Linked DNA regions of Homo sapiens: region 1 is linked to region 2. The links are chromatin loops, found by intact Hi-C in ENCODE. Cell type or tissue: OCI-LY7. All regions are shown on one strand. Links, peaks and the distances in the headings refer to the core of each region. The heading gives the core; the rest is flanking DNA. Region 1 has its middle 21 kb from the start of IFITM3. Region 2 has its middle 35 kb from the start of MOB2.

Region 1 (2,906 bases), core at 288-2,787, 1.2 Mb after region 2:
ACTCCTGAGCTCAAGTGATCCATCTGCCTCAGCCTCCCAAAGTGCTGGGATTACAGGCGAGAACCTCCATGCCCAGATGATTTTTTGATTGGCATGCACAGGCTGCTAAAAGACTAAATGAATCCCAAGTTGTCTCTCTAAAAGACTCCATAGAAAAAGGCAAATAGAAAACCAAAGCAGTTAATTGACAATGAAAAAGGGCATGTCTACTGACTCAGCACAGATGAGCCCTTCTCTCTTTCTCTCCATCTTGCTCTGCCAGATTGCTCTGAACTACTCACTTTTTTGCTCAGTAACTTTTATACCCCAGAGGCAAAAAGAAAGTTAGCCAAACTTTCATCGTGTTAGGCCTTTAGATCAACCAGGCCTTCCTTCTTTAACCACATTGACATCTTGATTAAAATCTGAGCTCAGAACAATAGTGAAAGGTTTCCCTGTCCCAGAAATTTGCTGATGATGTAGAATTATATCCTGGCCTATTCATGCTAACTCCAGGCATGGAAAATGCTTGCCAGTTCATCAGTAGGCGCCACCCTGAACTCAGTGATGGAGTTAAAAAGCATAAACTGGGCTGAGAAGCCTCTGATCTAGCCAACGTAGGCCCCAAATGTGCTACTCTGGCATAAAGATTATTTTGATCCAATTCTTTTGAGACCCTTTGTAAGAAAAATTTAATTCTATAAAGGAGATAGAAGTGGTGGCTCATGCCTATAATGCCAGCACTTTGGGAGGCTGAGGGAGGAGGGTTGCTTGAGCCCAGGAGTTCAAGACCAGCCTGGGTGACATAGTAAGAGTCGGTGTATTAGTCCCTTCTCTCATTGCTGTAAAGAACTATCTGAGTCTGGGTAATTTATACAGAAAAGAGGTTTAGGCTGGGTGTGGTGGCTCATGCCTTAATCACAGCACTTTGGGAGGCTGAGGCAGGTTGAGGTCAGGAGTTTGAGACCAGCCTGGCCAACATGGTGAAACCCCATCTCTACTAAAAATACAAAAATTAGCCAGGTATGGTGGCGTGCACCTGTAATCCCAGCTACTCAGCTGGCTAAGGCAGGACAATTGCTTCAGTCTGGGAGGTGGACGTTGTAGTGAGCTGAGATCGCGCCACTGCACTCCAGCCTGGGTGACACAGCAAGACTGTGTCTCAAAAAAAAAAAAGGCAAAAGAAAAGAGGACACATGGCTGGGGAGGCCTCAGGAAAGTTACAATCATGGCAGAAGGTGAAGAGGAAGGGGGCACGTCTTGCATGGCTGGAGCAGGAGGAAGAGACAGAAGGGGGAGGTGCCACACACTTTTAAACAACCAGATCTCATGAGAACTCACTATCCTGAGAACAGCAAGGGGTAAGTCTGCCCCCATGATCCAATCACCTCCCACCAGGCTCCTCCTCCAACACTGAGGATTACAATTTGACATGAGATTTGGGTGGGGACACAAATCCAAACCCTCTCACCCCATCTTTACAAAGAAATTTAACCAACAGTTTGAGGTTGCAGTGAGCTATGATCGCACCACTGCACTCCAGCCGGGTTGTAAAATAAGACTCTGTCTCAAAACAAAACAAAACAAAACAAAGTAAACAACAAAAAAAAAGAATGGAGAAAGCATTGATTTAAATCTACATCACAAAACTTACCTTTACTTAGCGTGCATTTCTGACCCCCATCTTGGCTTAATTAGCGCTTTGCTTGCTTTCTCTCTCTTTTTTCTTTTCTTTTCTTTCCTTTCCTTTTCCTTCCTTCCTTTCTTTCTCATTCCTTCCTTCTTCCCTTCCCTTTCCTTCCTTTCTTCCTTCCCTCCTTCCTCCTCTTTCCTTTTCCTTCCTTCCTTTTCTTTTTCTTTCTTTCTTTTTTCTTTCTTTCCTTCCTTCCTTCTTTCCTTGTTCTTGCTTTTTTCTTTCTTCTTTCCTTCCCTTCCCTTCCCTTCCCTCCCTTCCTTCCTTCTTTCTTTCCTTGTTCTTGCTTGCTTGCTTTTTTCTTTCTTTCCTTTCCTTCCCTTCCCTTCCCATCCCTTCCCCTTCCTTCCTTCCTTCCTTCTTTCTCCTTCTCTTTTTTTCTCTTCCTTTCTTTCTTTTCTCTTTCTCTTTCTTTTTTTCATTTCTTTCTTTTTTTCTCTTCTTCAAATGAAGATATTTAAGGCTGAAGTCTAAGTTCTGTGCCTTTGAGATGTAAATTTTCTACTCTGCTCAAACACCTGAGGGTTATCTCTTTGATATGCAAATTTTGGGAAGCCATCTTATGAGAAAAGAAAAAAAAAGAGCTATATGGAAATTGGGCAAATGAAAAACCTTAAGTCTTTCCCGCAAATATTAATAAAAGCTTTAATCATCTGGCAAGTAATTTTGACTTGTTCCATGTGCCAGAAACAAGATTTGAAGCCTATTGTTCTTGTATTAAACAGTGTGTTTTGTATTACTGTGCTTGGCATGTGGCTAAGATTTTAGAATGAAGCTGTAACACTCTAGTGTCTGAAGAGTGTGAAAAAAAAAAAGAAAGCTATATGATCTGCTTCTGTCTGTATGTTTATGTATGTCTATGTATACATGTACACGTGACATTTTCCTACTCTAGATTGCGTTGCCAAAATTAATTTATAAAAAAGTGGTATTTAATTGGCTTAAAGAAAAATATGAGCTTATATAAGTTGAGTTATCCTTAAACTCTTAGAAATATAGAAACTAACCCAAATGTTTTTTAAATTTCATGTCATCTGAGATTATAGTTGGTAAATAAATGCTATTTAAACTTTTCTGGTTTAATGAAATATTTAGAGTTGTCAGCATTAAATAAAACGCAGACACACAACTTTGGTTTTACCTAGGTTTATTAGGCAAAAACTTATGTTATCTCTGTTACAAGAGTTGCCACCAAGAAAAGCAATTTGATGATGTCTAGCCTTGTCTGCTGTTA
Region 2 (2,906 bases), core at 293-2,792:
CCTGTACCTCACACCCTACAAAGAATAATTGAGCCCAGTAGAATGTAGGTCTAAGTGTAGAAGGTTCTGGAACTGCTGTCCAGCACGGCCTCCAGCCATGTAGCTTGGCAGCGCTAGAGATGTGCTGAGTGTAAAATACGCTAGACTGAAAAAAATACAGTGGCACCTTGTATTTTCTGTATTGATTGTAAGTCGAAAATATTTTACATCTGTTGGGTTAAATAAAATTAATCTTGGCTGTTTCTTTTACTTTTCAATGGGGCCATTAGAACATTTAAAATTATATCCATGGCTCAGATTATGGCTTGTGTTATATTTCTCTTGAACAGCACTGTTATAGAAGATGCTATTCTTGACCCATGGGTTAAGAAAAGTTTTTTTAAACAGGACTAAAAAGTACTCATCATAAAGGAAAAGATAGATAATTTGGTTTACATTAAAATTAAGCAGCTCTGTTTATCAAAGATATTCCTCAAAAACTGAAAAGGCTGGCCGGGGACCGTGGCTCACACCTATAATCCCTGCACTTTGAGGGGCCGAGGCTGGAGGACTGCTTGAGCCCAGGAGTTCAGGACCAGGCTGGGCAACATAGTGAGACCTCATAAATAAATAAATAAATAAAAATAAATTAACTGGACGTGGTGGCATCCGCTACTCAGGGGGACTGAGGTGGGAGGATCCCTTGAGCCCAGGAGGTCGGGGCTGCGGTGAGCCATGATCTCACCACTGTACTCCAGCCTGGGCCACAGAGCAGGACTCTGTTTCAAAAAAAAAAGAAAGCAACTTTTGCAGGGGGAATTTACCATACCTAGAACTTACCGGAGCTCAGATCCAGACTTCCCCACGGGCTCCAACAAAGAACAAGAAACAGCTCGTCCCGTAGAAGATGGGCAGAGGCTTGAACAGATGCCTCATGAAGAAGGACGTGCAAACGGCCCCGAGCCCTGGGAAAGAGCCCTTGACCACGTCTCCCCTGGGGTGAGCCCGGGAAAACCCCAAGCCTTAGACGCACTGCACGTGACAGCGGGTGTCTAGTGAGCACCGCGCCACTAGAGCGGGTGTCAGGGCGCCTTGCTAACCCTTTCCACCTGGTGTGCTCGCTGCTGTGTGGAACTCCCATCTTGTGCTTTTCATCTTCCCATGCTTTGTTTGAATTTCTTCTTTTTATTTTTTAATTATCCTTCTTTCAAATTGCCTTGGAAGTTAGGTACTTTATTTTATTTGATTTTTTGTAGAAGCAGGGTCTCACTGTGTTGTCCAGGATGGTCTCAGACTCCTGGCCTCAAGCCATCCACCCACCTTCACCTTCCAAAGTGCTGGGATTACACTGTGAGCCACCGTGCACACCCTCCTTTAGTGGTTTTCTTACAGCACACGCTAAACCTCCAGGGTCTGATGTTGATTAACAGCTTTATCCGCCTCCCCGAAGTACCCAAGATACTAGACCGCTTCTGGGTACTTCCCCTCTTGAGTTGTGAGCACTTGCTGTGTTTTAAATTCTGTACACTTCGGACCCCCACATGCTACTGCTGTGTTTTAAATTCTGTACACTTCGGACCCCCACATGCTACTTGTACGCTGGTATTTATTTAGGTTGGCTGGTTTTGTGCTCCATCTCTTTGGCTGTACCCTCTCCTTCCTCCTTTGTCCTTCTGGGTTTGTCCTTTTGCGTCTGTGACCAGTTTTCCTCTGCTTGTGCTGCAGCCTTGAGCTTTCTTGGATTTTCTTTCAGGTGACTCTGCTGGGGGCGCCCTCTCAGTCTCTGTCTGAAAATGCCTTCAGTTGTCCTTCATTCTTGGCAGAGCTTTTCGCTGTGTGTCGTGTTCTTGGTTGGCTTGCTTTCAGCCCTCTTTCGACGTGAGGCCGCCGACCTCCGGCTTCCGGCGTTGCTGTGGAGAAGCGGCTGTCAGATGCACTGCTGCTCCCTCGAGGGTATCTGCCACCTCCTGGCCCCAGCTGCTTCTGACGTTTATATTTTTAAATTTTTACATAATTTCAAAGTTAGAAGTTGCCAAAGTAGTGTGAATAATTCCTGCATACCTTCTCCCAGATTGGCCAGTGTCAGCGTTTCTGCCACATCTGCCTTGCCGTTTTCTCTCTCTCAGTACCTGCACGTGGGTCTTTTCTCAGCAGTTTGAGAGTGACTTGCATCTTTACCCCAGCATAGGATAGAATGCACTTCTGCAGGGAGACACCTCGGTGCACCCACACAGAAAGAGATGGTGAAGGGGCCAGACTGCCCGCCCTGTTCAGGATAAACTTTGAAACAGGCTCAGAAGTTACTTCATGTGAGATGTGGGGGAGACACGGAGGCATGGTGTGAGCGAGTGATAGCAGATCAGGCTTGCTGCATACTGGGAGGGGGACTTCAGTGGAAACTGCCAGCACAGAGCAGGACCGTGAGGATGGAGGGAGCCCGGGGGTGGCCAGCCCGATGGCCAGCGTCTCAGTGGCATCTCCCTGGGCTGCAGCCTGAGAGGGGCAGGGCAGCAAGCACGGCTGCTCTCTGGAAGCCCCACTCTCAGTATTGACGTGCAAGTTCACAGTCTAGTTCCTGACGCCGTGGAGACCAAGCCCTTCCCTGGGGACTGGAGGAGAGATGAGCAAAGGGAACAGAACACGACCCTGAGAAACTGGGGATCTGACCCCGGGCCCGCAGAGTGAGCTGCAGAAACAGTGGGCAGTCCCCACATGGCCTTGTTACAGCCTAGATTTCTTACCGAAATAGTTTTTTTGTTTTGGTTTTTATTTTTTGTTTAGAGACCAGGCTGGAGTGCGGTGGTGCAATCACAGCTCACTGCTGCCTTGACCTCCTGGGTTTAACAGATCCTCCTGCCTCAGCCTCCTGAGTAGCTGGGACCACAGGTGCGCACCACCGTGCCCCACGAATTTTGAAAAAAATTTTT

Evidence for each region. Hi-C counts contacts between places; a loop is a spot of excess contacts. Peaks named below come from ENCODE experiments on the same cell type or tissue, not always from the same donor. Only the 100,000 strongest peaks of a DNase experiment are listed, where the experiment ranks them.
Region 1: it touches region 2 in a loop (10-fold over the local background); 1 of 110 quality-filtered maps calls a loop at or near these places.

Annotation. Positions count from the first base shown.
Region 1 is chr11:340,029-342,934 of GRCh38, reverse strand. No RefSeq gene overlaps it. Among named protein-coding and RNA genes, the nearest start is that of IFITM3, 21 kb to the right of the region's middle. In OCI-LY7, for the core only: no CTCF peak of the experiment used is centred there; DNase peaks (open chromatin) are centred at 1,284 and 2,214; H3K4me3 peaks cover 1,738 bases; H3K27ac peaks cover 2,500 bases.
Region 2 is chr11:1,520,079-1,522,984 of GRCh38, reverse strand. No RefSeq gene overlaps it. Among named protein-coding and RNA genes, the nearest start is that of MOB2, 35 kb to the right of the region's middle. RefSeq lists enhancers at 777-1,026, 1,964-2,464, 2,465-2,906. In OCI-LY7, for the core only: CTCF peaks have their summits at 1,569 and 1,768; DNase peaks (open chromatin) are centred at 1,014, 1,434 and 1,874; H3K4me3 peaks cover 2,172 bases; H3K27ac peaks cover 2,473 bases.